Regions from separate parts of the Homo sapiens genome. Here regions 2 and 3 are each linked to region 1. A link is an interaction called in ENCODE POLR2A ChIA-PET data of the cell type or tissue named here. Cell type or tissue: PC-9. All regions are shown on one strand. Each heading gives the region's core, and the rest is flanking DNA. Links, peaks and the distances in the headings are about the cores only. Region 1 has its middle 26 kb from the start of CCND3. Region 2 overlaps USP49 (ubiquitin specific peptidase 49). Region 3 has its middle 43 kb from the start of TAF8.

Evidence for each region. ChIA-PET counts read pairs that join two places held together with the same protein. Peaks named below come from ENCODE experiments on the same cell type or tissue, not always from the same donor. Only the 100,000 strongest peaks of a DNase experiment are listed, where the experiment ranks them.
Region 2: POLR2A ChIA-PET joins it to region 1 with 9 read pairs; 5 of 35 experiments call an interaction of 5 or more read pairs at or near these places.
Region 3: POLR2A ChIA-PET joins it to region 1 with 5 read pairs; 4 of 35 experiments call an interaction of 5 or more read pairs at or near these places.

The regions. Positions count from the first base shown.
Region 1 is chr6:41,962,300-41,973,419 of GRCh38, forward strand. It overlaps a transcript of CCND3 not described here. Among named protein-coding and RNA genes, the nearest start is that of CCND3, 26 kb to the left of the region's middle. RefSeq lists an enhancer at 2,674-3,184. In PC-9, for the core only: no CTCF peak of the experiment used is centred there; DNase peaks (open chromatin) are centred at 4,832, 5,182 and 5,552; H3K27ac peaks cover 3,733 bases.
Region 2 is chr6:41,833,189-41,844,308 of GRCh38, forward strand. The region is part of intron 3 of USP49 (ubiquitin specific peptidase 49); the gene reads right to left. Among named protein-coding and RNA genes, the nearest start is that of TOMM6, 51 kb to the left of the region's middle. In PC-9, for the core only: no CTCF peak of the experiment used is centred there; no DNase peak of the experiment used is centred there.
Region 3 is chr6:42,088,298-42,097,844 of GRCh38, forward strand. No RefSeq gene overlaps it. Among named protein-coding and RNA genes, the nearest start is that of TAF8, 43 kb to the left of the region's middle. In PC-9, for the core only: no CTCF peak of the experiment used is centred there; DNase peaks (open chromatin) are centred at 34, 3,474, 5,884 and 6,954; H3K27ac peaks cover 1,006 bases.

The DNA.
Region 1 (11,120 bases), core at 1,451-9,450:
ATGTTGACCAGGCTGGTCTTGAACTCCTGACCTCAGGTGATCCACCTGCCTCGGCCTCGCAAAGTGTTGGGATTACAGGCATGAGCCACTGCGCCTGGCTGCCCAAGCAGTCTTTCAAAGACTTCAGGAATGCACATGTGCTTCTTTTGCTCCCCAAAACCTTAAAACCAGACTAGGCACAGTGGCTTACACCTGTAATCCCAGCACTTTGCAAGGCCAAGACAGGAGGATCGCTTGAGGCCAGGAGTTTGAGATCGGACTGCACAACCTAGCAAGACCCCGTCTCTACAAAAAAATTAAAAATTACCTAAATGTGGTGTGCACCTATAGTCCTATTTACTGAGGAGGCTTAGGTGGGAAGATTACTTGAGCCTGGGAGGCTGAGGTTGCAGTGAGCTGTGATCATGCTACTGCCCGCCAGCCTGCGTGACAAGAGTGAGATCCTGTCTCAAAAAAATAATTTTTTTTTGAGACGGAGTCTTACTCTGTTGCCCAGGCTGGAGCGCCATGGCGCAATCTTGGCTTACCACAACCTCCACCTCCCGGGTTCAAGCGATTCTCCTGTCTCAGCCTCCCAAGTAGCTGGGACTACAGGCGCGTGCCACCATATGCCCAGCTAATTTTTGTATTTTTAGTAGAGACGGGGTTTCACCATGTTGGCCAGGATGGTCTCAATCTCTTGCCCTCGTGATCTGCCCGCCTCGGCCTCCCAAAGTGCTGGGATTACAGGCATGAGCCACCACGCCTGGCCAAAAATAATTTTTTTAAAGGCTGCCATGACATGACCTAAATTCTCCGTCCAGCCTTATCTTTGCTTCCCCAACACACAGGCATCTACTCTCCAGGTCCCTGAGTGGCCCAGCATTGATGCTTTTGCTCAGCTCACACACTTCTTTCTGCCTAAAATCCTTCCCCAATCTCCACCTCTTGAAATGCTCCATGTCCTTCAAGGCCAACTCAAATATCACCTCTGCAAAGAGCCCCAGAGGTGGCTTGAAGGAAGCTCTTGAAGGAGCTTGAAGGAAGGTGTGATGTGAGACACACAGGTTGCCCACAGAGGCTACCCTAATTGCTGACTAGTAAAGGGGAATTTGCCTTGGCCAAGTCACACTATTTCAGGGTCTGGGTCTCAGCTTTACATAAGGAAAAGTGTGCTTTATTGAAGCTGCCTGAAGAGTACACACAATCTCACTGTCTCTAATACAGACCACAGAAATGAATACACAAAGCAGAAAAGCAGAGGCAACAAGTGAAGCTGGATACCAAGGCAGGCAATCAGCCATGCTGTCCTTGACACAGGAGGCCAAACTCCAATCAGAGGGGGAGGTGGTGAACGTGGAACCACTTGCTAAGGCAGCTACTGTGTCCCACAAAACATGGTAAAGAAGCATGGTTCAAGAGGTATGAGTCAAGAGTTACAGAACCTGGGTTTGAAACCTAGCTCTGCCACTTAGTCTGTGACTCTGGATAACTTACCTGGACTCCATCAAATGGAGGAAGAAACCATCAAATAGTCCCCTTTGAGCTGGCTGTTCCCTCTGCCTGGACCACTCTTTCCCTAGATCTCCACATAGCTCCTTTCCTCACTTCCCTCAGTCTCTGCTCCATTTTCACCTTTCCTGATCTTCTGAGATAAAACAGGGACTCTTCCCCCCACCTCTAGCACTGTCCATCATCTTTACCCTGCCATATCCCCAGTGCCTGGACCAGGGCCTAGCCAGAGGGAAGTAATCAATAAATATTAGTAGAATGGATGAATAAAGTATACCCACCCCACAGAGTTGTGAAGATGTTTTGAACTGAGCTTGACCCACAGTAAAGCTCCGTAAATGTTAAACCTTATTAGAAGAGCCTCCTGCTGAGAGCATGCCACATACCAGGCACCCAGAGATGCCCAAGAGGTATTGGGGGGTTAAGGGTTTCCCAGTCTTGTTGGAAAGACAGAAGCTTCAGGAGAGGAGCACTTCCTCCAGCGTGTGTATGTGTGTGTGTGTGAGTATGTGTGAATGTGTGTGAGTCTGTGTGTGTGAATGTGTGTGTGAATGTGTGTGAGTCTGTGTGTGTATGTGTGAATGTGTGTGAGTGTGTGTGTGCATGTGTGAATGTGTGTGTCTGTGTGTGAATGTGTTTGTGTGTATGTGTGAATGTGTGAGTCTGTGTGTGAGTGTGTGTGTGAGTGTGTGTGAATGTGTGTGTGTGAGTGTGTGTGTGTGTGAGTGTGTATGTGTGTGCATGCACATGCACACAGTCTTCTTCCAGGGAAGACAGCGATGCTGCTTACTGCTGCTTGAGCTGCATCCTGAGTGGGAACTAACTAGGTGAGGAGAGAGCATCTGGCCTATGTGGTTCAGCACTGCCAGCAGACCCAGCAGGTTGGGTGCATGACAGCAGGGTGGCAGGAGTCTGCAAGAGACCTGGACTTGTCCCCTAAAGGGAGCAGAGGGCTGTTACAGGGTTTCATCTGAACCACACCCTGAGTGCTAAGCATTAAGGTTTGGGAACCAGTAAGTAGAGAGCAGTTAAGAGGTTCTTGCAAGAACCTAGTGAGAAGTTCCAAGGGCAGCTTGTGAGAATAAAAGAAATGCAGGAGACAGAAATCACTGGAACTCAGTGACCCCTTTGTTGGTAGTGGAGGGATAGTCCAGGATGACTCTAGGATTTCTGGTTCTGGCAATTTCATGGAAGGTGTTTCTATTTCCTCTGATAGGAATCCAAGTGGAAGAACAGATTTGGGGAAAATGTTCTCTATTTCACGTTGCTTTTTTTTTTTTTTTTTTTTTTTTTTTTTGACAGAGTTTCGCTCTTTGTTGCCCAGGCTGGCGTGCAGTGGCACAATCTCAGCTCACTGCAACTTCCGCCTCCTGGGTTCAAGCAATTCTCCTGTCTCAGCATCCCGAGTAGCTGGGATTACAAACACCCACCATCACGCCTGGCTAATTTTTGTATTTTTAGTAGAGACGGGGTTTCACCATGTTGGTCAGGCTGGTCTCGAACTCCTGACCTCGTGATCCGCCTGCCCCGGCCTCCCAAAGTGCTGGGATTACAAGCGTGAGCCACCACACCCAGCAATAATAGGTAACTTCTAAGACCCATAGCCAGTAAGACGCCCAGCTAGGATGTGAACTCCAGTCCTGTCTGAGAACACCTCTCCCACTCCCCTGGATTGCCTTGATGCCTTGAGTCAGGACCTCAGGAGTGCACGCCTCTGGAAGTCCTTAGCACAGGCAGCTGTGCCCCGAAGTGGATGCAGTCATCCTGGGAATACGGGGAGAGTGGAATGCAAGGAACATCCACATTTAAGGGGTAGGTGGAGAAACGGAAGGAAACAGAACAGCCAGGAAGGTCAGGAGAAACCAGAAGCCACGGGAAAGAGTTAATACCAGATCACAATGCTGCCAGGGCCAGGAACCCTCCCTCAGCTCACAAAGTATCAGACTAACTGGCCCAAGCGCCCTCCCACCCCAAAGGACACATTCTTCCTTTTGATATGTTAATCGATGCCGTAGGGTTAAGGTCGAACTTTCACTAGCTCGGAGCCTTTGTGTCTCTTTAAATCCGCTTGCATATCTTTGTCTGACCCATTATGTACAGATTTTACAGTTTACATCTGAGTTAATTATCTTAATTTAAATTTCTGGGAAGATTCTTCCAGGCTGACCTCCTGCTGTATGGGATATGGCAAAATAACTTAGGCCTTTAGACTGAGAGCTTAATTAAAATATGGGCTGTGCTGTGTGACCTTGGCCAAATTACTTAAACCTCAGTGTTCCTGCCTGTAAAATGGGGATAATATAAATTGCATTTAGGGATGGTTATGAGAATAAGAGAAAATACCTAAGATGTCCAGTTTATAGTATGTGCTGTTATTATTATGTTTAGTGCTTGGCTTCAGGTCCTGATCACCTGGTAAGCTTGTTAATTCTGATGGCCACCTTCTGGGCAACACAGAGATATCCGAGCTCCACAAAAACTAAAATCAGCCAGATATGGTGGTGCATGCCTGTAGTCCCAGTTATAGGCTGAGGTGGGAGGATCCCTGGAGCCCAGGAGGTCGAGGCTGCAATGAGCCATAATTGCCACCACTACACTCTAGCCTGGGCGACAGTGAAACCCTGTCTCAAAAAAAAAAGAGAATTCTGATGGCCCTGTTATACTCCCAGAACTGAAAATCAGAATCTTAGGCATGGAGCCCAGGTTCTATATGTTTATCTCCAGGTGATTCCGAAACACATCCAGGGCTGAGAACCACAAGCACACCCTCCCCTCCCCACCGAACCAGGAATTATGTTCTCCTTCTGTTGTCTGTATATCTCCATACAGAATTTACCACAGTCTATCAGTAAACTGTCTCTTAGTTAGGCAGGTCTGTCTATCCCATAGCTAGAAATTCTGAGGGTCAGCTCCCTTCTAGACTGGATGTGGTTATTCCCAAATCAACCATCTACTGAGTCATGCCTCTTCATCCATTACAATAATCTCATTTTAGAGGGGAACCCAAGCTTTTTGATTTATTAATTTATTCACTCATTTGCAGTTGACCCCTTAAGCCCTCTACAGCATGAATAATTGAGAATTCACACAAATTCTGGGGTGAGACTAGAACAAATGGAAAGAGAAGTTTAACACAAGTTGACGCAAGTCTCTAGGTATTAATAACTGCTCCATAATTAATAATAATATAACAATAGTTATATAGCATGCTTTGTGTCAGGCCTTGTTTTAAGTGCCGGCTAACCATAGGTCGAAGGCTTCCTGGATTCCCTAGCAGAGGAATGAATGACATGAAAGGAAATTCCTCTAGGAAAAAAACAAAACAAAACATTTTTGAGGTTTTCTTTGTCTCACCTCTGGTTTCAGACCCATGGTTCCTTTGCTGAGTCATGGAGAACGGCATTTTGAAAGGGGGAAGGCGGAGGAGTGTCACCTTCCTATTCCCAGGGCAGCAGAGTCACCAAGGCTAGACAGCCACATTTTCATCCTACCCTAAGTCTCTTCAATGAATACATAATAATATTAATGAATGCTTGAATGAAAAATTAATAAGTAATTCAACAAGCACTTACTGATTCCCTCTGAAAGATTTGGAATCAAATATCCCTGGATTTGATTCCTACCTCTGTCACTTATGACACTGGGCAAGTGACTAAGCCTCGATTTCTTCATCTATAAAAGGAGCTGGGCCAGGACATATCAGCAAGTTCCTTCTCAACTCTCTAGTCCAGGCTTCTTAGACAATAACCTGCACATGAATCATTTGGAACTTTGGTAAATGCAGATGCTAATTCAACGCTTCCGGGTAGAGCCCGGGAATCTGCATTTCTATCCATCTCCCGCAGCAGCTGCTGGGACACACCTTGAGTAGTGAAGATCACACTTGGAGTCCACACTGAGGCAATTTTTAGCTGTTCTCACTCACAGACTTTCTTATCCATTGTATCAATTTTAGTGCGTCAAAGTGACTTGCAGAACCTGTTAACTATGCAGCTGCGTGATTCTTTCCCCAGTCCCCAGAATCAAAGTCTCAGACACACCCTGGTGGTTCTAACCCCCACTAATGTCCACATCCTTCAAGGTGGTTATTTATTTGCCTTCTCCAGCCTTCCCTTGAGTAGGCCAAATCATTCTAAATGCTTCAAATGTTTTTGCACCCAGGATTTTGTAATAAATTCCCTTTAAAAGGTCAGACATTTATGAGAAGGGAGTTTAATTATTAGTCTTTTCTGAATGTAAACCATCTTCATTCCAACTAAAGTGGTAGGAGAGGAGAAGCAGTATGGGGAAAGAGTAGAATTTCCTGCTGATTTGACACAAAATGCTGATATCAATGAAGATAACATTTAGCTAACAGCAAATGGGGTATAAAGTGTCATCAATTCAATGAATCACTGTGCACTGGAAAAAAATGCCCTAAAATCTCACAGCTCATATATGAAAGAAACTTTGATGTCCCAAATTTGACACTAATCCTAATATCTTTATGACATTACCAATAATGACTTCTGAAGCTGAAATAAGCTTTTCTGGACTATCAATAATAGAAAAAGTTTATAATCAATCATGCTAGAGGAATACTGGTTTTTTTAATTCTATGGAAAATATTACAAAATTATTATGATATGAAGATGCAGCTAAGAAGGATGCAGCCAAAAAACCTAGGAAAATCGGGCCTGTAATCCCAGTTACTTGGGAGGCTAAGGCAGGAGGATTGTTGAGCCCAGAAGTCCAAGCTATGATTACACCATGGTACTCCAGCCTGGGTGACAAAGCAAGACTCCATCTCTAAAAAACAAACAACAACAACAAAGACATAGGAAAAAAAGTATTATAGAGGAATGTCAAAGAGTTAACACAAATAGTATGTTACCTTTCTGGATTTTGAGATGTGTGTGATCTTGATGTTTCAGCTCTTTTTTCTAATACGTTGTGATTTCATTTCAAAATCTAAATATTCACTTTTGTATCTTTTATATCTGTGATTTTATAATGTTTCTGTATTGGTTTGTGTTTGTTTGTTTGTTTGTTTTGACACGGAGTCTCACTCTGTCACCCAGGCTGGAGTGCAGTGGTGCGATCTCTGCTCACTGCAACCTCCACCTCCTGGGTTCAAGCGATTCTCCTGCCTCAGCCTCCTGAGTAGCTGGGATTACAAGGGTGCCCAGCTAATTTTTGTATTTTTAGTAGAAACGGGGTTTTGCCCTGTTGGCCAGGCTGGTCTCAAACTCCTGACCTAAAGTGATCTGCCCGCCTCGGCCCCTCAAAGTGCTGGGATTACAGGTGTGAGCCACCATGCCCGGCCTCTGTATTGTTGTTTAAAGACGGCTCCCCAGATTACATAAGCTTTAGACCCCATAAAACTAGAATCTTCACGCCTGTAATCCCAGCACTTTGGGAGGCTGAGGTGAGTGGATCACGAGGTCAAGAGATCAAGACTGGGCCAGGCACAGTGGCTTATGCCTGCAATCCCAGCACTTTGGGAGGCCCAGGCGGGCGGATCACGAGGTCAAGAGATTGAGACCATCCTGGCCAACCAACATGGTGCAACCCCATCTCTACTAAAAATACAAAAATTAGCTGGGCATAGTGGCGCACGCCTGTAATCCCAGCTACTCGGGAGGCTGAGGTGGGAGAATGGCTTGAACCTGGGAGATAGAGGTTGAATTGAGCCAAGAATGTGCCACTGCACTCCAGCCCGGGTGACAGAGTGAGACTCGGACTCAAAAAAAAACAAGAGATCAAGACCATCCTGGCCAACACGGTGAAACCCCGTCTCCACTAAAAATACAAAAATTAGCTGGGCGTGGTGGCACGCACCTGTAGTCCCAGTTACTAGGGAGACTGAGGCAGGAGAATCGCTTGAACCCGGGAGGTGGAGGTTGCAGTGAGCCGAGATGGCACCACTGCACTCCTGCCTAGTGACCGAGTGAGACTCCATCTCAAAAAACAAACAAACAAACAAAAAAAGCAAAACAGAATTTACCCTGGGTATACTTGAAAGCATATGAACTTTGGTGTCACATCTGGGCTTAAATCACAGATCTACCACTTGCTTCTTGTGTGCTGTGTGGCCTGAGAAAAGTTACTTAATCTCCCTGAACCTCAGTTGTTTGCTCTAAAATGGAATGGTGAGCTGGGCATGGTGGTGAACGCCTGTAGTCCCAGCTACTTGGGCGGCTTAGCTGGAACTGCTTAAGCCCAGGAGTTCAAGTCCAGCCTAAGCAACATAGCAGGACCTCGTATCTAAGAAAAATAAAATAAAATAGGCCAGGCGCGGTGGCTCACTCCTGTAATCTCAGCATTTTGGGAGACCAAGGCGGGTGGATCACGAGGTCAAGAGATTGAGACCATCTTGGCCAACATGGTGAAACCCCATCTCTACAAAAAATACAAAATTTAGCTGGGCGTGGTGGCACGTGCCTGTAGTCCCAGCTGCTTGGGAGGCTGAGGCAGGAGAATCGCTTGAACCCAGGAGGCGGAGGTTGGAGTGAGCCAAGATCGCGCCACTGCACTCCAGCCTGGTGACAGAGCGAGACTCCGTCTCAAAAATAAAAATAAAATAAAATAAATAAAATAAAAATAAAAAACAAAATGGGATGGTAATATCTATCTTGCAGGCTTGTCTTGAGAATTAAATAAGATGCTGAATGCAAAGTGCCAATTTTGTGGCCATCTTAATAAGCCTGTGGTGAGAAGACAATTGAGACAGTGAGAGGTTCATTTGAGGTCACATAGCAGAGTGAATGTCCTTTAGAAAGAATCTGGATTTGAAGTTTATATTAACAACCTCACTTCCTCTCAATCTCCCATCCCTTTCAAAACAGGAAGTAAACAGCAAGCCTGTATTATGGAAGTAAATCTAACCCATCCTTCCCTCTTCACCAAAGACAAGTCATAGAGACGTCCCCACACACTACACCCATGCGCTTCCACGTGGGGAAAGTCGAATGGGTGCCCAACTGACAGTGCCTGTGAGAAATAATGAATCAGATGCAATTGAGAAATACTTGGCCTTTTGGTTTTCTTTTGAAATCATCTATTTGGTTACCAGTTTTGTGTTCTGTTTTTTTTCCACCAACTCAACCCCAAAATTCTCTTTTTTCCACAAACTTGCTCCAGTTTCTTTTTTTTTTCCCCCCCTTGAGACAGAGTCTTGCTCTGTCACCAAGGCGGGAGTGCAGTGGCGCGATCTTGACTTACTGCAACCACCACCTTACAGGTTCAAACGATTCTCCTGCCGCAGCCTCCCGAGTAGCTGGGATTACAGGTGCATGCCACCATGCCCAGCTAATTTTCGTATTTTTAGTAAAGACGGGGTTTCACCATGTTGGCCAGGCTGGTCTCGAACTCCTGACCTCAGGTGATCCACCAGCCTCGGCATCCCAAAGTGTTGGGATTACAGGCATGAGCCATCGCGCCCAGCCTCCAGTTTCTTTAGAAGCATTATTTCATTTCATTCTCACAGTGGCTCTAGATGATAAGTATTTAGTTTTTCAGTTTTGTTTTGCTTTTAGAGACAGGGTGTAACTACGTTGCCTAGACTGGACTTGAACTCCTGGGCTCAAGTGATCCTCCCATCCTCCCGCCTCAGCCTCTGAGTAGCTGGGACTACAGGTACCTGCCACTGAGCCTGGCTCCAAGATGATAATTATGTATTTATAATCCCCATTTTGTGGATAAGGAAACAGAGGCTGAGAGAGGTGGAGTACCTTACCTGGATATGAATCCAGGTCTGCCTGGTGTCAGAACCCAGGTTCTTTTTTTTTTGAGATAGAGTCTCGTTCTGTCGCCAGGCTGGAGTTCAGTGGCATGATCTTGGCTCACTGCAACCTCCACCTCCCAGGTTCAAGCAATTCTCCTGCCTCAGCCTCTCGAGTAGCTGCAACTATAGGCGCTCCACCACGCCCAGCTAATTTTTGTATTTCTAATAGAGACGGGGTTTCGCCGTGTTGGCCAAGATGGTCTCGATCTCTTGACGTCATGATCCGCCCGCCTCGGCCTCCCAAAGTGCTGGGATTACAGGTGTGAGCCACCGCACCCGGCCTTCCTTTTTCTTTATTTTTGGTGTGATCACACATTGCATTTACTTGTCGTATCTCCTTAGTCTCATTTGCCCCAATTTTAAAATAAGGTAGAAAAGAGATACTTCCGGCCGGGCGCAGTGGCTCACGCCTGTAATCCCAGCACTTTGGGAGGCCAAGACGGGCGGATCACGAGGTCAGGAGATCGAGACCATCCTGGCTAACATGGTGAAACCCCGTCTCTACTAAAAAAATACAAAAAAATTAGCTGGGCGTGGTGGCGGGCGCCTATAGTCCCAGCCATGCGGGAGGCTGAGGCAGGAGAATGGCGTGAACCTGGGAGGTGGAGCTTGCAGTGAGCCAAGATCGCGCCACTGCACTGCAGCCTGGGCAACAGAGCGAGACTCCATCTCAAAAAAAAAAAAAAAAAGAAAAGAAAAGAAAAGAGATACTTCCAGAATCCTTTGCAGTTCTAACATTCTGTAAGTGAGCCCATTCTGTATACACATAATTCAGCTAACTGAATGTGTTCTTGCTGATTTTTCTGAAGATTTTCCCCTAGAGCTACAACGTCCTCTGCTTATACTACATCATGAAGGCTGCAAAGAATATGTGGTGGTAAACATGATGTGGCCATGGAGTTTAGATAGCCTTGGCTCTGAATCCCAGCTCCATCAAGCCCCGGTTATGTGACCTTGGACACATAACCAGGCTTCACCTCTTAAAGCCTCCTTTTCCTCCTTTATAAAATGGTGGTTGCATAAAGGTTCCCATCACCTAAAGCTGTTGTGACAGAGATGGCGCCTGGAAAGTGCACAGTACTGTGCTGAGGACTCAGCATTACTACGTTTGATAGCCTCACGCCTCCTTGTCTGTTTTGGGTCTGAATGTAGAATTTGAGGGGGTAACATCAAAGGGAGACTGAGGTGCAGTGGCTCATGGCTGTAATCCTAGCCCTTTGGAAGGCTGAGATGGGAGGATCGCTTGATCTCAGAAGTTCAAGACCAGCCTGGGCAACAGAGTGAAACCCCATCTCTACAAAAAATTTACATATATATATATATATTTAAAAATTAAAAATATATATATATATGACTGAGTTGGAGAGGGGCAGAAGGGGCAAGGGACATGGGATGGCCAGATGGTGTGATTCCAGATGAATGCACATGGCTAAGCTGGGGAAGAGAACAGCTTTCCTCTCTGCCCAACCCCACCCATGTGTGTCTGGGTAATGTCAATGAGACGTTGGGCTGGAAAATGGTAGAGAACACTAAAATATCCAAAGGGGGAATTACAGTTATTTCTGAAATGCATCCCCAAATTTTCTGTCTCAGCAGGCAATGACAAATCCCTGGGGTAAAACACAGTCTGTTCTTCCCTTCTCTCTAACACCCGCACAATTCCTAATCAGAATTTCATTCTCCACTTAAGCAGTCAATCCAAAGCCTCCAATTCTTCCAGCTTCTGAAAGTTCAGCTCATCTGCCCTAAATCCTTTAAAATAAACAAACTGATAAGCCAAACAACATTCCTGCCATTTCTCTTTTTTAAAATCTTAGCATTTTATAATAGTTTAAAAATGGAAACAATCAAAATATCCAACCAT
Region 2 (11,120 bases), core at 1,420-9,419, 130 kb before region 1:
TGTATTTTTAGTAGAGATGGGGTTTCACCGTGTTAGCCAGGATGGTCTCGATCTCCTGACCTCATGATCCGCCCGCCTCGGCCTCCCAAAATGCTGGGATTACAGGTGTGAGCCACCACGCCCGGCCTTGACACAGTATTTCTGTAGTTCTATAGTTTCCTCATACTGTTCAGATTCATATAGTCTTCAATAGCAGCTAGAAAAAACTCACTAAGAATAAATATAATCAAATATTTCTTTTATTCTTTTGCTTCTCAGTAAATGTTTTCTCATTAATTCTCAGTAGAAATAATTTCAGAATTATAATAATAAAGTATTTAAGCACTGACAGGAAACGCTACTCCAATAACTTCTTCCATACTCGAACAATTTTTGAAAGATTTTAGAAAAGTGATTCTAATTTGAAATTCAAATAGTGCAAATAAATCCATGTAAAATAACTATACCAAACCTTCTCTCTCAGTAGTTCTTATTGGTATGGGTAAAAATATAGGTTAAAATAAGGCAAAGGTGGACAAGATTATCACAGCATGTGTGTAAGATTTCTGAAATGTAAGAAGTAGTAGCAAGATTTCTGGACCCTAGAAAGGGCCAAATGATGAGGTTTGGGGTGATAGTACATTTGGAAAACCCTATTTATTAACCTAGTCCACACTATTCAGCATGTGATTTCAAATCTGTCTTGGCAGTTTATCTACGAAGCTGTTGCTGAATTCTGCCCTTTTGGCAAAACACTTCCAATGTTGGTAAAGTGAGCACAAAACTAGAAAACATGTTGAGTATATTAAGTGGGTCCACTTTGTTTAAAACTTTAAACAAAGCTTTCACCTGTACACATATTTGAATAGCTAAGAACATTGAAACATGCACGCCCATCACTAGGAAGAAATCAAAGTAGGCAACTAAAGGAAATTTGTCCTATTTAAAGTTCTCATGAGTTCTTCTGCAGTATGGGGCATTCTTGGGTCTCTGATGTCCTTGAGATGTCTGACCTATGATTCTCTAGTTAATAACTACCAATTCCATTCCTATGATACCCATACTTTACCTCACTCTATCATAACATCGAGCACTGAGCACTATCTAAAAAGTCTCTCATGCTGTTGAGAAAATGGAAACAATGATTATACAATAATAACAGCAATAAAAATTAGTAAAGAACATCAAGTATCAGGTATTTTTCATATCTTCTCTAGTCCTAAAATGCCCAGACACTATTATCCCGATTTTATATATGAGGATCTTGAATATCAGAGAGGGTAAATGATATGGTTTGGATCTGTGTCCCCACCAAATCTCATGTTGAATTGTAATCCCCAGTGTTGGAGGTGGGGCCTGGTGGGAGGTGACTGGATCAAGGGGGCAATTTCTCATGAATGATTTGGCACCATCCTCTTGAAGCTGTTCTTGTGATAGTGTGTTCTCACGAGATCCAGTTGTTTAAAAGTGTGTAGCACCTCAACATTCTCTATTTTGCTCCTGCTCCAGCCATGTAAGATGTGCCTGCTTCCCCTTCACCTTCCGCCATGATTGTAGTTTCCTGAGGCCTCCCCAGAAGCAGATGCCACTATGCTTCCTGCAGAATCATGAGCTGATTAAACCTCTTTTCTTTGTAAATTACCCAGTCTCAGGTATTTCTTTATAGCAATGTGAGAATGGACTAATACAGTAAGTATTCTCAAGAACACTCACATAGAAAATAGCTGAGTCAAGGTTCCAGCTCAGTACTGCCTATCTTCAGTTTTTATAATATATGATTGTATTCAAGAAATAGGAAAGAAAAAAATAATGTTAAGAGTAGAAGTGGAGAGATGGTAATAAGGAAAGAAGACTGATGATTCTTAAGGAGATGAATCACTCTAAGCCCAAACCACCACTAGTCTTCAATCTGGGTCTCTACCCACCATCAAAGGGGCAATCATTAGGTTAGAGAACACAGCTTGCTTACCACTGGGTGCTGTGTCTTATATTTGCTTGGTATATCCCAGAGGGGAAAAGACTTAATAATGACTTTTGGATGGGTGGATGAGATGGAAGGATGACAAACGCACATTTAGCATGCAAAGGAGTCTTTAGCCAACTTAAACGAATGCTCATGCCATTAACATTTCCATTACAAGATTCTGAAATGCAGTCATGAAAGCCAATTTAATTGCAATTTAGATTTGCTAGGTTAGTCAAGTATGGAAAATGGAAGGAATTGGGAAGTAAACACAACTGTTATTTTAAGAACTGGAAAATCTGGCCGGGTGCAGTGGCTCACGCCTGTAATCCCAGCACTTTGGGAGGCCGAGGTGGGTGGATCACGAGGTCAAGAGATCAAGACCATCCTGGCCAACATGGTGAAACCCCGTCTCTACAAAAAAATACAAAAAATTAGCCAGGCATGTTGGCAGGCACCTGTAGTCCCAGCTACTTGGGAGGCTGATGCAGGAGAATCACTTGAACCCAAGAGGCGGAGGTTGCAGTGAGCCAAGATTGCGCCACTGCACTCCAGCCTGGTGACAGAGTGAGACTCTAAAAAAAAAAACAGAAAAAAAAACACCAGAAAATCCAAGCTAACAAAAGGTAGGTAAAGTAAAATTTATGAAATGATATAAATTGGCTGGGCACAGTAGCTCATGCCTGTAATCCTAGCACTTTGGGAGGTCAAGGTGGGAGGATTGCTTGAGTCCAGAAGTTCAAGATCAGCCTGAGGAAGATGGTGAGACCATCTCTACAAAAATAAAAAATAAAAAAATTAGCTGGGCATGGTAATGTGTGCCTGTAGTCCTAGCTACTCAGGAGGCTGAGGTGAGAGGAGCACTTGAGCCCAGGAGTTCCAGGCTGTTGTGAGTTATGATCATACCACTGCACTCCAGCCTGGGTGACAGAGTGACACTCTGTATACAAAATAAATAAATACAATACAAATTGAGTAAGAAAACAGTTAACAGACATAGGTAGAGTAAGCTGGAAGGGAGTTGAAAAAGAAGGGGGTTTTTTGGCTCATAGAGAACACTAGGTCTTTCTTCACAAAGCAGTACCCAAAGGCTCTGAAATAGGACACCCTGACCACATAAAGAAAACTAAAAATAAAAACCACATGATCATCTCCATAGATGCAGAAAAGACTTCTGATAAAATTCAACATTGCTTCATGTTGAAAATCCTCAACAAACTAGGCACTGAAAGAACGTATCTCAAAATAATAACAGCCATCTATGACAAACCCACAGCCAACATCATACGGTATGGGTAAAAGTTAGAAGCATTCTACCTGAGAACTGGAACAAGATAAGAATGCTCACTCTCACGGCTCCTACTCAGCGTAGTACTGGAATTCCTAACCAGAACAATCAGGCAAGAAAAAGAAGTAAAAGGCATCCAAATAGGAAGAGAAGAAGTCAAACTATATTTGCAGATGATATAATGTTATAACTAGATCTTGGACAAGGTAGCATAAGAAAAAGTAAATCGATAAATAAAAATACAAAATACAAAATAATTTTATACCTAGAAAACCCCATAGTATCTGGCCAAAAGATCCTAGATCTTATAAACAACTTCAGTAAAGTTTCAGGGTGCAAAATCAATGTACAAATATCAGTAGCATTTCTATACACCAACAGTATCCAAACTGAGTGCCAAATGAAGAGTATGATCTCATTCAGAACAGACACACACACGCACACACACACACACACACAAACAAAATACCTAGGAATACAGCTAATCAGGGAGGTGAAAGATCTCTACAGCGAGAATTACAACACTGCTCAAAGAAATCAGAGATGACACAAATGGAAAAATACTCTATGCTCATGGATAAGAAGAATCAATATTGTTTAAATGGTCATACTGCCCAAAGCAATCTACAGATTCAGTGCTATCCCTATCAAACTACCAATGACATTCTTCTCAGAATTAGAAAAAAACTATTCTAAAATTCATATGGAACCAAAAAAGAGCCTGAATAGCCAACGCAATCATAAGCAAAAGAACAAAGCTGGAGGCATCACTGTTACCCAACTTCAAACTATACTTTAAGGCTACAGTCACCAGAACAGCATGGTACTGATATAAAAACAGACACACAGTCCAATGGAACAGAATAGAGAGCTCAGAAATAAAAACGTACACCTACAACCATCTGATACTCAACAAAGTCGACAAAAGCAATGGGGAAAGGGCTCCCTATTCAATAAATGGCACCGGAATAACTGGCAAGCCATATGCAGAAGATTGAAGCTGGACTTCTTCCTTACACCATCTACAAGAATCAACTCAACATGGGTTAAAGACTTAAAAGTAAAACCTAAAACTATAAAACCTCTAGAAAACCTAGGAAATACCATTCTGGACACAGGCCCTGGCAAAGATTTCACGACGAAGACCCCAAAAGCAATTGCAGCAAAAGCAAAAATTGACAAATGGCACCTAATTAAAGAGCATAGCAAAGAACAACAACAACAACAAAACCTATCAGCAGAGTGAACAGACAACCCACAGAATGGGAGAAAATATTTGCAAGCTATGCATCTGTCAAAGGTCTAATATCCAGAAGCTATAAGGAACTTAAATTAACAAGCAAAAAACAAACAGCCCCATTAGAAAGTGGGCAAAGGACATGAACATACATTTTTCAAAAGAAGACATATGGTGGCCAACAAGCATATGAAAAGAATGCTCAGCATCACTAATCATTAGAGCAATGCAAATAACCACAATGAGATACCATCTCACAGCAGTTAGAATGCTATTATTTAAAAGTCAAAAACATCACAGATGATGGCAAAGATGTGGAGAAAAGGGACCACTTATACAATACTAGTGGGAATGTAAATTAGTTCAGCTACTGTGGAAAGCAGTTTGGTGATTTCTCAAAGAACTTAAAACAGAACTACTATTTAACCCAGCAATCCCATTATTGGTTATATACCCAAAGGAATATAAATCACTCTACCATAAAGACACATGCATGCATATGTTCACTGCAGCAATAATCACAATAGTAAAGACATAGAACCAATCTAAATGCCCATCAATGGCAGACTGGGTAATTCCACTGCCTGCAACATCCTGGCTAACCAGAGGTCCTGCGTCTATCCACATGACAGTTTCACTGCTAGCATAACCAGCATTTGAGAGAGCCAGCCCACCAAACATATCTGCAACCAAGGACTCTCACAGAGTGTACTTCACTCCCTTGTCACCTCCACCAGAGCAGGTGCTATTATCCATGGCTGGGAGACCTGAAGAGGAATCTATCACAGGACTCTTTGCAGATATTCCCCAGAACCAGCCCAGGGCCTGGTAGCTCCACTGGGTAGCTAGACCCAAAAGAGCAGTAATTATCACTGCAGTCCAGCTCTAAGGAAGCCCTATCCCTAGGGGAAGGGGGAGAGCACCACATCAAGGGATCACTCTGTGGTATAAATAAATCTGAACATCAGGCTTTGAGTTCCAGATTTTTCCACTGAAATAGTCTACCCAAATGAGAAGGAATCAGAAAAGTAATTTTGCTAATATGACAAAACTAGGTTCTATAACACCCTCAAAAGACCACACTAGCTCCCCAACAATGGATCCAAACCACTGCAGAATATACATTCTTTTATCAGCACATGGAACATTCTCCAAGATAGACCACATATAGGTCACAAAACAAGTCTCAATAAATTTAGGAAAATGAAAATTATATCAAGTATCCTCTCAGACCACAGTGGAATAAAACTGGAAATTAACTCCAAAAGGAACGCTCGAAACTATGGACATTAAATAATCTGGTCTTGAATAATCTTTGGGTCAACAATGAAATCAAGATGGAAATTTAAAAAATTCTTGGAACTAAACGATAATAGTGACACAATCTATTAAACCCCTGGGACATAGCAAAAGTGGTGCTAAGAGAAAAGTTCATAGCATTTAATGTCTACATCAAAAAGTCTGAAAGAGTCCTGGTGTGGTGGTTCATGCCTATAATCCTAGTACTTTGGAAGGCTGAGACAGGTGGATTGCTTGAGCTTAGGAGTGTGAGACCAGCCTGGGCAACATGGCAAACCCTGTCTCTACAAAAAATACAAAAATTAGCTGGGTGTGGTGGCATATGCCTGTAGTCCCAGCCACTTGGGAGGCTGAGGTGGGAAGATAGCTTGAGCCCAGGAGGCGGAGGTTGCAATGAGCAAGATTGTGCCACTGCGCTCCAGTCTGGACAATAGAGCCAGGCCTTGTCTCAAAAAAAAAAAAAAAAAAAAAAAAAAAAAAAAGTCTGCAAGAGCATAAATAGACAATCTAAGGCCACACCTCAAGGAACTAGAGAAATAACAAACCAAACCCAAACACAGCAGAAGAAAAGAGTAACGAAGATCAGAACAGACCTAAAATAAATTGAAACAAAAAAAAATACAAAAGATAAATGAAACAAAAATGCCTATCAACCAACGAGTGGATAAAGAAAATGTGGAATATATATACCATGGACTACTACTCAGTCATAAAAAGGAATGAAATAATGGCATTTGCAGCAACCTGGGTGGAGGTGGAGACGATTACTCTAAGTGAAGTAACTCAGGAATGGAAAACCAAATATTGTATGTTCTCATAAGTGGGAGCTAAGCTGTGAGGATGCAAAGACATAGGAATGATATAATGGATTTGGGGGGCTTGGGGGTTAGGGTGGGAGGGGGTAAGGGATAAAAGAATACACAGTAGGTACAGTGAATACTGCTTAGGTGATGGGTGCACCAAAATCTCAGAAATTGCCACTAAAGAACTTATCCATGTAACCAAAAATCATGTTCCCAAAAACTATTGAAATAAAATAAAAGAGAACTCTGCAATACCTTCTGTAGTTTGTCTCAGCAAATACCATAATGTAAATATCAGTATAATGAATTGATTATTAACATTTAAAAAAAAAATAGGCCGGGCACGGTGGCTCATGCCTGTAATCCCAGCACTTTGGGAGGCCGAGGTGGGCGGATCGTGAGGTCAGGAGAACAAGACTATCCTGGCTAACACGGTGAAACCCTGTCTCTACTAAAAATACAAAAAATTAGCCGTGCATGGTGGTGGGCGCCTGTAATCCCAGCTACTCGGGAGGCTGAGGCAGGAGAATGGCGTCAACCCGGGAGGCGGAGCTTGCAGTGAGCCGAGATTACACCACTGCACTCCAGCCTGGGCGACCGAGCAAAACTCCGTCTCAAAAAAAAAAAAAAAAGAAAATTAAAAAAATAAGAAGTGCTATAATAGAGATTTTGGAAGAACACAATAATGGTATTTATTGAGACCTTGGGTCAGTGAAGTTCTCTTAGAGAAGTTGGCACATAAAAGGAGTTTTGAAGAACCAACAGTAGTGGCTGACTCCACGGAAATGGGAAAGAGAGGAGGAAGTGAGCAACTGGATGAATCTCAAGGTTCTTTCTTTTATAATTTACAGGGTTAGGCTTGACTTAATCTGGTCTTTTTCTAAACTTGCTTTTTTAAAGACCTGTATAAACTATTGCTATTTTTGTTCTTTTCATTTTATAACACTGTGGATGGATTTATAATATAATTTGTCAAAGTCTTAGCCCAACCTCCTATTTTTCTTCAGTTAATTGAAATAGTGGGTTCTGAATTTGTAATGTCTAATTTTTAAAAAACATTTTTAATTAAATAAAATTCTGCTACTATGAAGTCTGGAAAAAAAATTAAATATTGGCCTGGCAGAGTGGTGCATACCTGTAGTCCTAGCTATGCAGGATGACTGTTTGAGCCAAGGAGGTCGAGGTTGGAGTGAGCTATGATTTTGCCACTGCGCTCCAGCCTGGGTGACAGAGCAAGATCCTTGTAGACCTTGTTTCAAAAAAAAAAACAAAAAACAAAAAAAAACCTTTTTACTATCTGGCCCCTGTCATCCTCTCCAACTATTTCTGAGTATTTCCCATAGGCCCCATAGGCTCCTTGCAATGTAGACAAACTAAATTACTCATTGTCTGTCTCCCAAACTAACCACACTCTTGCCTTCTCACCTTTGTTCATACTATCCCCGCAACCCAGAAGGGTCTCTTGTACTTCCCTTCTGCTTATCCATTTGTTCAGAAAATAATTTGGATATCTATTAGGCATTCTGTGGGCCCTAGAAATATTATAGTTAAAAAAAAAGACACAGTCCCTGCCTTCAAGGAGCTTACCATCCAGAGAAGCTTATTCTTTCTTCGATTCTAGGTTGAAGGCCCATCTACTTGTGAAGTCCTACTCTGAGCTTTCATTGCATTATAGGTTGCTCACACACCAGTGCTAATCATAATCCCTAAAAACACAATCTCAAATGCCATAATCCTGAAAGATCAAAATCTCTAAAGTCTAAAAATCCCTAATATCTAAATCCTGAAAATCACAATCCTGGAAGATTAAAATTCAGCATGTTGAAATCCTGAAAGCTGAATTCTGGGGAAGTTCATTTTTTATTGTAAGCAGGGTAGCTGTAGCATGTTACTTGTATCATCTTAGGTGGACCTATTCCCATCCTATTTTTATTTGCATTTGGCAGAAAATTCAGATGAGTAGATTAGTCACATGATACAACAACAACGCACAGTTCCGTTTAAAAATGCATCATTTGGCCGGGCGCAGTGGCTCACTCCTGTAATCCCAGCACTTCAGGAGGCCAAAGGGGGTGGATTACCTGAGGTCAGGAGTTCAAGACCAGCCTGGCCAACATGGCAAAACCCTGTCTCTACCACAAATACAAAAATTAGCCGGGTGTGGTGGCGCCCGCCTGTAATCCCAGCTACTCAGGAGGCTGAGGCAGGAAAATCACTTGAACCTGGGAGGCAGAGGTTGCCATGAGCTGAGATTGTGTCACTGCACTCCAGCCTGGGTGACAGAGCAAGACCGTGTCTCTAATAATAAAATAAAAATGCATCACTTGTTTGCACTGGCATTCCTTCCAGCTGATGAAATTCCAGGAGCTTTTAATGAATTAAAGCCACATTTGCCTTAAAAAACTAGCAAAATTACTGACTGGTTCAAAAATAATTATGTGCATGGTAGGATAAGAAGACACATACTTAGCTGGGTGTGGTGGCTCACACCTATAGTCCCAGCTACTTGGGAGGCTGAGGCAGGAGAATCACTTGAACCCAGGAGGTGGAGGTTGCAGTGAGCCGAGATCATGCCACTGCACTCCAGCCTGGGTGACAGAGTAAGACTCTGTCTCAAAAACAAAACAAAACAAAAAAACACATACACAATGGTGTTGCTGTTCAATCACCAGTATTATTTGTGCCAAACCTGTGGTCTGTATATGATTTCACGTGGAATGGATTTCTATGTACCCAAAACAACATAGAAGTATGGCACAAAAGATGGGCAAATTTAATAGGAAATGCTCATGTCTGTGTATATCATGTCAGTATATGTCAAATGTGAATGTATTCTACAAGGAGAGCCATGCCCTAAAAGAAAAAAAACCTATTTTTCATTTTAATCACAGCTATTAATTATGAGGTAAGACTTCAAAATACAGTTAAATTACTGCAAAAGTCAGCCAGGTCTTATGGACAACCTCTGTGCAACTAACTGCCCAGAATTTATTCCTGTAATACATTTTTCATAAGTTAAATTTGATTTTTAGTTTTTGTGTTTTTTCTTAAGTTTTTTATTCCACTATTTAGTCAGCTTATTCACATATATAAATACTATATATATGAAAACTATATATTATATATAAATACTATATATACATGAATATGTTATATATATATGATGGAGTCTTGCTGTGTTGCCCAAGCCACAGTGCAGTGGCTATTCACAGACACAAGCATAGTGTATTACAGCCTCAAACTCCTGGGTTCAACTGATCCTTCTGCCTCTGTCTCAACCAGCTAGAACTACAGGTATGTGCCACTGCACCCAGCCATCTTGGCTCACTGCAACCTCCACCTCTTGGGTTCAAGTGATTCTCCTGCCTCAGCCTCCTGAGTAGCTGGGGCTACAGGCGTAGGCCACCACGCCTGGCTAAGTATGTGTCTTCTTATCCTACCATGCACATTAATTACTTTCGAACCAGTCAGTAACTTTGCTAGCACTATTTTTTACAATTCACTGTGCTACATATTTCATCTTTGCATCATTTCCAGTACTAAAAGTATAAATTAAATTATATACTTTTACGGAGTTATAATTTGTTTTACGTATTTTGTAAATATGACTCCAAAAAAGTGCATCATCACGTTGGCTTTGTGTATAAGCATTGCGTATGTCGGAAAAAAAGGTCGAAACTTCCTCAATAAATGAAGAGATGTCTTTTTGTATATCTGCATTTGTGGAACATAGAATTTTTCAGCTGGGTGCAATGTCACGTGCCTGTAGTCTCAACCACTTGGGAGGCTGAGCTGGGAGGATCGTTTGAGCCCAGGAGTTCAGGCCCAACCGGGGTAACAAAGCAAAACAGTATCTTTAAAAGAAATAGGCTGAGTGCTGTGGCTCACACCTGTAATCCTAGCAGTATGGGAGGCTAAGGCGGGCGGAGTTCCTGAGCTCAGGAGTTCCAGACAAGCCTGGGCAACATGGCAAAACCCTGTCTCTAATAAAAATACAAAAAATCGGCCGGGTGTGGTGGCTCATGCCTGTAATCTCAGCACTTTGGGAAGCTGCGGCGGGCAGATCACCTGAGGTCAGGAGTTCAAGACCAGCCTGGCCAACATAGTGAAACCCGGTCTCTACTAAAAATACAAAAATTAGCCATGCCTGGTGGCGGGTGCGTGTAATCCCAGTTACTCAGGAGGCTGAGGCAGGGGAATTGCTTGAACCCAGGAGGTGGAGGTGGCAGTGAGCCAAGATTGCACCATTGCCCTCCAGCCTGGGCAACAAGAGCGAAAATCCATCTCAAAAAATAAATAAATAAATACAAAAAATCAGCCAGGCATGGTGGTGTGCCCATGTAGTCTCAGCTTCTTAGGAGACTGAAGCACAAGAACCGCTTAAACTCAGGAGGCGGAGGTTATGGGGAGCCGAGATTGTGCCACTGCACTCCAGCCTGGGCAACAGAGCGAGACTCTGTCTCAAAATAAATAAAAAATAAATAAGCAAACAATTTTCTAAATGATTGTTTAAAAATTTGTTTTTCTCTTTAGGCAACTGCGTATGTTGCA
Region 3 (9,547 bases), core at 1-8,000, 120 kb after region 1:
TATGGACCAAGCACACCCTCCTGAGAGTGCAAGTGACATGCAGGAATGGGAAGTGTTGCACTGTGGTTCATAGGTGCCTCAGCGGGGAGGGAGAGAAGGTGACCTAGGAGGGCTGCATTCTTGGCCTGTGATTCAGATGTTGGCACTGATGAGTTGGTAGCTCTGCCCTCTTTTGGAAGATTGGATGGGCACCCTCCCCACCTCCAGGAAAGCCCTGCCCCAGAAATAGCCTGGGCCCTCCAGCCCCCTTCACTGCAGAGCTTTCTACGGCACAGAAGAGATCCAAGCCTGAGCAGGCCCCAGCTCTGGGTCCTCCCAGGAGCACCAACCCCCTGAGGCCTCCTTGCCTCAGCCCATGCCCTGCCAGGGCATCCACCAGCCACCCAATGCAATTGCCAGCTGTCCAGCCCCAGTCCCACTCTCACCACCATCTTCTTTCTTTTTCTTTTCTTTTTTTCTTTTTTTGAGACGGAGTTTTGCTCTTGCTGCCCAGGCTGGAGTGCAGTGGCACGATCTCGGCTCACTGCAACCTCTGCCTCCTTGGTTGAAGCGATTCTCCTGCCTCAGCTGCCCGAGTAGCTGGGATTATAGGCATGTGCCACCATGAACAGCTAATTTTGTATTTTTAGTAGAGACAGGGTTTCTCCATGTTTGTCAGGCTGGTCTCGAACTCCCGACCTCAGGTGATCTGCCCGCCTCGGCCTCCCAAAGTACTGGGATTACAGGCGTGAGCCACCGTGCCCGGACACCATCTTCTTTCTTCTTCCATCTGATTGTGTTCAGAAGTGTAAGGCCCATGGTTACATTCAGCCTGGTGGGAACTAAGCTTAAAAACCCAAACACAGCCAGGCACGGTGGCTCACGCCTGTAATCCCAGCATTTTGGAAGGCCGAGGTGCACGGATCACCTGAAGTCAGGAGTTCAAGACCAGCCTGGCCAACATGGTGAAACCCCATCTCTACTAAAAATACAAAAGTTAGCCAGAGGTGGTGGCGGGTGCCTGTAATCCCGTCTGCTCGGGAGGCTGAGGCAGGAGAACCACCTGAACCCAGGAGGCAGAAGTTGCAGTGAGCTGAGATGGCACCACTGCATTCCAGCCTGGGAGACAGAGTGAGACTCCGTCTCAACAAACAAACGAACAAAACCCCAAACCTTTTAGGAAACTCAGGCCAAACTACAATGGAGGGACCTGCCCAAGGTCACTGAGCTACTGTAATAGGTGCCAGAGCTGGGACTAGAACTCAAGACTCCGGCGAGGCCCTACCCAGATCCAGCCAATTCACTTGCCCAAAGGAAAGGATGTTTCCAGTCCCTCCTGGCCAACTCCCAACCGTGGGTGAAGGTCCCTGAGGCGTGGGTGGACAGGGAGCCCTGGGACTCCACATCAGTAGCATTTTACATGGAACACATTATTGGTGGGGTTATTTTTACTGGAAAATTTTGAGGAGAAGTTTTATAATTGAATACATGTAAATATATTAGGAAATATAGTGTAGAATGCCCATGAAAAGTAAAGTCTCAAGGACATTTTGCTTTTTTAGTGGCAGCTTCAGGCTTCTCTCCTAAAGCTCGAGGGGGTGGGAGGGCATGTCTATTTGCTCCTTTTTTTGTTTGTTTTGGCAATCTGGGAGGAAAAATATTAGAAGCACTGGTCTAATTAATGGTTCTGCCTTAAGCCGGGTGATAATGATCTGGTTCCTTTGTTACATATCTTTTTATTCCATAATGGATTAGAAACAGCTTATAACAAAAATAATAAATAACAACAATCTATGAAATTAAAAAGCAGGCCGGGCGCAGTGGCTTACGCCTGTAATCCCAGCACTTTGGGAGGCTGAGGCGGGCGGATCACGAAGTCAGGAGTTTGAGACCAGCCTGGCCAACATAGTGATACCCCGTCTCTACTAAAAATACAAAAAAATTAGCCAGGCATGGTGGCACGTGCCTGTAGTCCCAGCTACTCGGGAGGCTGAGGCAGTAGAATCGTGTGAACCCAGGAAGTGGAGGTTGCAGTGAGCCGAGATCGCGCCACTGCACTCCAGCTTGGGCAACAGAGTGAGACTTCATCTGGGGAAAAAAGAAAAAGAAAGAAATTAAAAAGCAGAACCAGTGGAAAATGGACTTTAGATAAGTCAATTTGGGCGTGAGGAGGAAGAGGGCCAGGAATAAACAAATAAATATACATAAGATGGCAATAAATGCTGAGGGAAAAAATTAAGCAGGGTAACGAGAATAGAGGGTGTGGAGGAGGAAGGGCATTGCCATTTATTTATTTATTTATTTAATTAGAGACAGGGTCTCGCTGTGTCACCCAGGCTGGAGTGCAGTGGCGTGATCTCAGCTCACTCAGTTGCCCTGGCTCAATCAGTCTTCCCACCTCAGCCCCCCAAGTAGCTGGGACTATAGGCGCACGCCACCATGCCCTGCTAATTTTTTTATTTTTAGTAGCGACGAGGTTTCACCATGTTGCCCAGGCTGGTCTCAAACTCCTGGTCTCAAGCTATTCACCCACCTCAGCCTCCCAAAGTGCTGGGATTACAGGCATGAGCCACCGTGCCCAGCCTGGGGTATGGCCCTTTAATGGAGTGATTACGGAAGTCCTCTCCTCTCCAAGAGGGTGACATTTGAATTGAGACCAATGGAAAAGAGCATTGGGTGACACAGGAATAGCCAGTGCAAAGGCCCTGAGGCAAGAGTGGGCTTAGCGTATTTAAGGAGTTCAGTGTGGCCAGCATGGAGTGGTAAGGGGCAGGAGTAAGAGAGCGTTGGAGCATGTGGGGTCTTGTGGGCATCCTAATGATAACAGTGTTTACCATGAAGGGGTGGGCCAAACAGAGGAGTGAGATCACCTGACTTAGGTTTAACAAGCTCATCCTGGACGCTGTGTTAAGAATTGACTTCCATCATAAATGTAGCAGCAGGAAGACCAGGCAGAAGGCAAAAAAATGATAGTGGCTTGGACTAACTGTGTGACAGTTGAGGAGGTAAGAGATAATCAGGGGCCAGGTGTGGTGGTTCACGCCTGTAATCCCAGCAGTTTGGGAGACCAAAGTGGGAGGATCGCTTGAGCCCAGGAGTTCAAGACCAGCCCGGGCAACATAGGGAGACCCCGTCTCTACAAAAAATTAACAATAAAAAAAATTAGCCAGGCATGGTGGTGTGTGCCTCTGGTACCAGCTACTTGGGAGGCTAAGGTAGGAGGATCACTTGTGCCCAGGAGGTCAAGGCTGCAGTGAGCTATGATTGCATCACGGAACTCCAGTGAGACCCTGTCTCAAAAAAACACAAAAAACAAAAAACAAAACAAAACAAAAAAAAGAAAAGAAAAAAAAGTCAGAAATGGTGGGTGTATCTTAAAGTTAAACTGACAAGATTTGCCAAGGGATTGGAAGTGGTGTGTGAAGAGTGGTCAGGGAAGAATGCGGCTCTGCGCCCTGAGGTGGAGAAGGCTCTGGGTGTGGGAGGCCAGGCGGGACTCAGGTGCTCGCTCAGCTGTGCACCTGTTAAGTGCGAGATGCCATTAGGCAGCCAAGTGGAAACACTGAGTTGGTAGCTGGCTCCATGAGTGGCATTCGGGGGAGGGCTGGAAGTCATCAGGGTGGGTGAGAGTTGAGGACGTCATGTCTGTTATCCCAGGCTTACCTCTCGATAGATCCAAGGAAAGAACCCATCTAGAATACTTGGAAGGATTGTTGGGCTGCAGTTCCCTGCCTTCCCGAACAGCTTGATCCCATCTGGTGGTTGTGTTCTCTTTGTTTTTGTCATATTGTTTTATTTTGTTTTGTTCTGCAGTGGGCCACTATTCCCTGCCCCCTCTTAGCTGCCCTAGACAAATGTACCATGTGGTAGGGAAGTAGTGAACTGACTGTTTAAGGTGGTATTCCTTGGTAAGGCCTGGGCATGCAGGGGCTCAGAACACTCACCTCTAGCCATGCTGTGTAGACATAGAATAAGATTTATTAGAGAAACTTGTGGGCAGAAAAACAGCAAAGTGACTGGGTTCTCTGAACCCTCCTTATCTCATAGAGGTGGAATTGGCCAGACTGAGCTGGAAGCACCAAGATAAGCGCTTAGGGAGGAGGATCCCCCACAACCCCCTGCCCATTCTAGGTTATTTAATTTTTTTTCTTTTTTTTTTAGAGACAGTATCTCGCTCTGTCACCCAGGCTGGAGTGCAGTGGTGTGATCTCGGCTGACTGCAACCTCCACCTCCCGAGTTCAAACGATTCTCCTGCCTCAGCCTCCCCAGTAGCTGGGATTACAGGCGTGCACAACCACAGCTGGCTAATTTTTGTATTTTTAGTAGAGACAGGGTTTTGCCATGTTGGTGAGGCCGGTCTCCAATTCCTGGCCTCAAGTGATTCGCCTGCCTCAGCCTCCCACAGTGCTGGGATTACAGGTGTGAGCTACACAGGATTACAGATGTGCCCGGCCATCAGTGTACACGTTTACAGGGGAGTTGGGAGGAGGGTAGGAAATGCCTGGTCCACTACATTACCCTAGGAGCTTCCTGGTCGAGGAAAAGGGGTGCCTTCAGAGCTCAGCCACTGCTATTAACCAGAAGCTCTGTGTGATCTTCCCTTGAACTAACTTGGGATAATATTTGTCCTTCAAGGATCATGAAATCCTTGGAGGTTTGCCCTCCAAACCTTCTCTCCACTCCCATGCTCAAGTATCTCTCACCACCTTCACCAAAGTCCACTCCCAAGCAGTCATCACACTGGGACTCCTTCAGGGTAAAACCAGCCAGGACACCAGGCTTCCAGCTAGAGCACAGGGTTTCTCAACCTCAGTACTACCGACATTTAGCTAGATTTGTTGTGGGAGGCTGCCCTGTACATTGTAGGACATTTAGTAGCACCCTTGGCCTCTACCTGCTGAATGCCCTTACTATCCCCCTAGGATGTCAATGAAAAAATATCTCCAGATCTTCCAGATATCACCAAATATCCTCTGGGAAGCAAAATTGGCCCTGGATAAGAACCATTAAAGTCAACTAAGACACCAGGGGGCTGCATATTCAGAAACTAAAGTGAGACTGGTAGAAAACTGGGGCAACAGAGATTTTTTTTTTTTTTTGAGACGGAGTCTTGTTCTGTCCCCTAGGCTGGAGTGCAGTGTCGCGATCTCGACTCACTGCAACCTCTGTGTCCTGGGTTCAAGCGATTCTCCTGCCTCAGCCTCCTGAGTAGCTGGGATTACAGGCACCCACCACCACACGCGGCTAATTTTTTCTTTTGTATTTTTAGTAGAAATGGGGCTAGTTTCTACTCCTGACTTCAAATGATCCACCCGCCTCAACTTCCCAAAGTGCTGGGATTATAGGCATGAGCCACCGTGCCCGGCTGAGATTTATTCCCCCCTCAAATCAGAATACATCTTCACTGTTTCTTCTGTCTAATTTCCTCAAGCTAGACTATAGGAATTAAGACAGTGTTGTAACATTTCAGAGCCCCGGAGCCCAACTCCCTGCATGACAACCCTGGCTCTCTGGCTTGCTAGCTCTGTGACCTTGGACAAGTTACATAGCCTTTGATAATAAAAGTGCCTGCCTCTTGGGGTTGTTGGGAGGATAGTATGAAATAATATGCGTAAAGTGCCTAGGATCGTGCCTGGTACCTAATAAGCTGTTGCAGGACAGGCTCCCCAGGAGACTGAGGTTTGTGTGCAGCAAGTTTGCTGGGAGTGCCCTCAAGAAGCACACTGGCATGGGAGAGGGAGAAGTGAGCACAGGGAAAAGCTGGGCTGCCTGCACTTGCAATGGAGGGGCGCCCTGGTCTGCAAGGACCTTCAGAGTTGTCCCGCATTGAGGGGAGGGACTTAGTGAATGTGAGCTGCCTCTAGGGTGTGGGCGTGACCTTGGGTGAGGTGGCTCTCCCGGGAAGGACAGTTCCTGGGGAGGGACTGCCAGCTGCTGGCTGGGGGTGTGAAAGCTTCAGTCCTGGAAAGGGAGAGGGTCAGGGAGACAGTGTAGCACCCATTGTGAGTGCTTGCTGACCAGTATCATGAGGCTTGATTGAAACAGAAGCAAGCCTGAGCAACACAGCGACACCCCATCTTTTTTTTTTTTTTTTTTTTTTTTGAGATGGAGTCTCACTCTGTCGCCAGGCTGGAGTGCAGTGGCGCAATCTCGGCTTACTGAAACCTCCGCCTCCTGGGTTCAAGTGATTCTCCTGCCTCAGCCTCCCGAATAGCTGAGACTACAGGTGCGCGTGACCACGCCCAGCTAATTTTTGTATTTTCAGTAGAGATGGGGTTTCACCATGTTGGCCAGGCTGGTCTCGATCTTTTGACCTCGTAATCTGCCCACCTCAACCTCTCAAAGTGCTGGGATTACAGGCGTGAGCCACCGTGCCCGGCCTACACCCCATCTTTAAAAAAAAAAATGTTTTTAATTAGTGAGGCATGGTGGTGTGCACCTGTAGTCCCAGCTACTCAGGAGGCTGAGTGGGAGGATCACTTGAGTCCAGGAGTTCAAGGATTCAGTGAGCCATGGTCATGCCACTGCACAGCAGCCTGGGCAACACAGTAAGACCCGGTCTCTAAGATAGGTAGATAGATAGATAGATAGATAGATAGATAGATAGATAGATAGAAGCAAAAGTATCTTATTTTTATTTTTAAATATTTTTTGAGATGAGGTCTCACTATGTTGCCTAGGCCAGTCTCAAACTCCTGGGCTCAAGCAAGCCTCTCAAGTAGCTGGGGCTACAGGCATGCACCACTGTGCCTTGCTGAAAGTGTCTTTAAAACATTATGGCCACCCAAGGAATGACTGTTAGCCTAACAGTGACTCTATGACCACCTCCCAGTACTGCTTACCCCAAGCCTGCCCTCTCTACTTACTGCCCTCTCTGGAACAAAAATTTGGAGAGATGCTGTCACACCCACCCCAGCCACATTGCCCTGGGGGCAAAAGGCAGTGCAGCAGGTGCAGTTTGGCTCCCTAGCACCCTCCAGCTGTGTGGCCTTGGCAAGGTCACTTGGCCTGTGGAGGCTGTAGTTTCTTCTTTGGTAAGCTGGGAGTGGCACTATCTGCCCTAAGGGAGATGAGGTGATGACACATGACACTGCACAGCAGGGGTTCTCAAAGTGCCATCCCTGTACCATCAGGACTTGCAGCCTCATCTGGAAACTTGTTAGAAATGTGAATTCCCAGCCAGGTGTGGTGGCTCACGCTGTAACCCCAGCACTTTGGGAGGCCGAGGTGGGTGGATCACCTGAGGTCAGGAGTTCGAGACCATCCTCACCAACATGATGAAACCCCATTTCTATTAAAAATACAAAAATTAGCCAGGCATGTTGGTGGGTGCCTGTAATCCCAGCTACTCGGGAGGCTGAGGCAGGAGAATTGCTTGAACCCAGGAGACAGAGGTTGCAGTGAACCGAGATCGCACCACTGCACTCCAGCCTGGGAGACAGAGTGAGACTCCATCTCAAAAAACAACAAAAAAAGAAAGACATGTGAATTCCCCAGCCCCATCCCAAACCCACTGAATCAGGAGCTTTGGAACAAGTCCCACACACCTGTGTTTTGACAAGTGCTTCTGATGCACTTCTGAGTTTTGAGAATGACTGGTGTGCCAGACAGCACCTAGCTTTGTGCCTGGATCCTAGGAGAAGCCATGTCAACCTCAGATGGATCTCAGTCTGAACCTGAACCCCACCAGTCACACAAACTTCAGGCACTTGTGAGCAAAGTGCCACCTGTTGGCTAATGCCCACTCCACATGCACACACGGGGATGCCAGGCTAAGACTGCGGTGCTGGACACCAGGGTAAATTACACAGGTGCCTTCTGGCACTCCCCTCTCCTCTCCCTGGAGAATCCAGTTAAAGTGAATGTCAAGGGCAGCTTTAAATGGCCAAGAGAGGTCACCGAAAGACCACAACTCACTCTGTAGGAAAAATAAGCACACAAAGGGCATCCCTCATTCCTCTGCCCAGCTCATGCACGTGCTCCCACAAGGGTCACAGGCCAGCAAGAGAGGACACCCACAAGGACAACCCAACAGTGCCCCATGTGGTCCCGTGCTCTCTTGGGCCACCGGGCTCTCCTGGGTGGAAGAGCTTTGCATTCTCCTGCTCCATAGTCCAGTTATTTGTGTGTACGTCTGTCTTCCACACTCAACTGTGAGCCTCTTGCGAGGTTCCTTGGCTTGTACTGAGTGGCGCCCCCTCGCAGTGTTGAATTGCATTGGTGGAATTCTGTGCTGCCCTTAGCTATTAGAACAAATGCTGGAAAGTTGTGAACCAAAAGGCAGGAAGATGACAGATGGGGTAGCCCAGAGAGAGACAGAGAAAGTAGGAGCCTACCAAACCCTCTTGAATGGCTCAGAAAATAAACTAAGGCAACAATGAAAAGCGGCAGGAGATGCTTCTCTGCAGTGAGGAAAGCTGAAAGGAGTCAGAAGGCTCAGTCTGTAGAAGACAAGACTGAAAATATTCCATTTTCAAGAATGAGAAGGGAGTATAAGTGCGGTGGCTCTTGCCCGTAATCCCAGCACTTTGGGAGGCTGAGGCAGAAGGATTGCTTGAGCCCAAGAGTTCAAGACCAGCCTGGGCAACCTAACGAGACCGTGTCTCTACAAAAAATAAAGACAAAAATTAGGAAGAGCACGGTGGCTCACGCCTGTAATCCCAGCACTTTGGGAGGCCGAGGCGGGTGGATCACAAGGTCAGGAGTTCAAGACCAGCCTGGCCAAGATGGTGAAATCCTGTTTCTACTAAAAATACAAAAATTAGCCAGGTGTGGTGGCGGGCGCCTGTAATCCTAGCTACTCAGGAGGCTGAGGCAGAGAATTGCTTGAACATGGGGGGTGGAGGTTGCAGTGAGCCGATCTCACACCACTGCACTCCAGCCTGGGCGACAAGGCAAGACTCCATCTCAAAAAAAAAAAAAAAATTAGCCAGGCCTGGTGGTGAATGCCTGTAGTCCCAGCTACCAGGAAGGCTGAGGTGGATCACTTGAGCTCTGGAGGCTGTGACCTATGATGGCACTATTGCACTCCAGCCTGGGCGACAGAGCAAGACCCTGCCTCAGGAAAAAAAAAAAAAAGAAAGAAAGAAAGAAAAGAAAATGAGAAGCCAGTGTCCCACTTCTGAGAGTAGCATTAGGGCTAATGATCCTATGCTGAGATGGAAGAGATTCAAAACAGCAAGTCTACTGGGTCCCCACTCTGTGCTTAGACCCCTGCTAGGCCCTCAAAACCTTGTGCAGGGAGCTCACTCCTTAATAAAAACCAAACCTAGAACTGTAAGGCTTTCCTCTTGAAGGTGGGCTCTGCAGGTGGGGAGGGCTGGTGAACAGGTCGGACCTGGCTGGCTTCTGCCACCCTGGCCCCCAGAGGTGCTTTCCTTCTCAATTCTCCCGCCCACATGTAATGGAAACTTTACCCTTGGTCCACAGCTGAGATAGGCTGTGGCACCAAGTAAGTTTGCTGAAGACCAAAGGAGCTCAAAAGGGAAAAAGCAACAGAGTGCAAGTCACTTGGATTGTTGGAGCTGGCCGCCCCTGTGGCTGGCTCACTGGTGGGGTGTAGAGGGC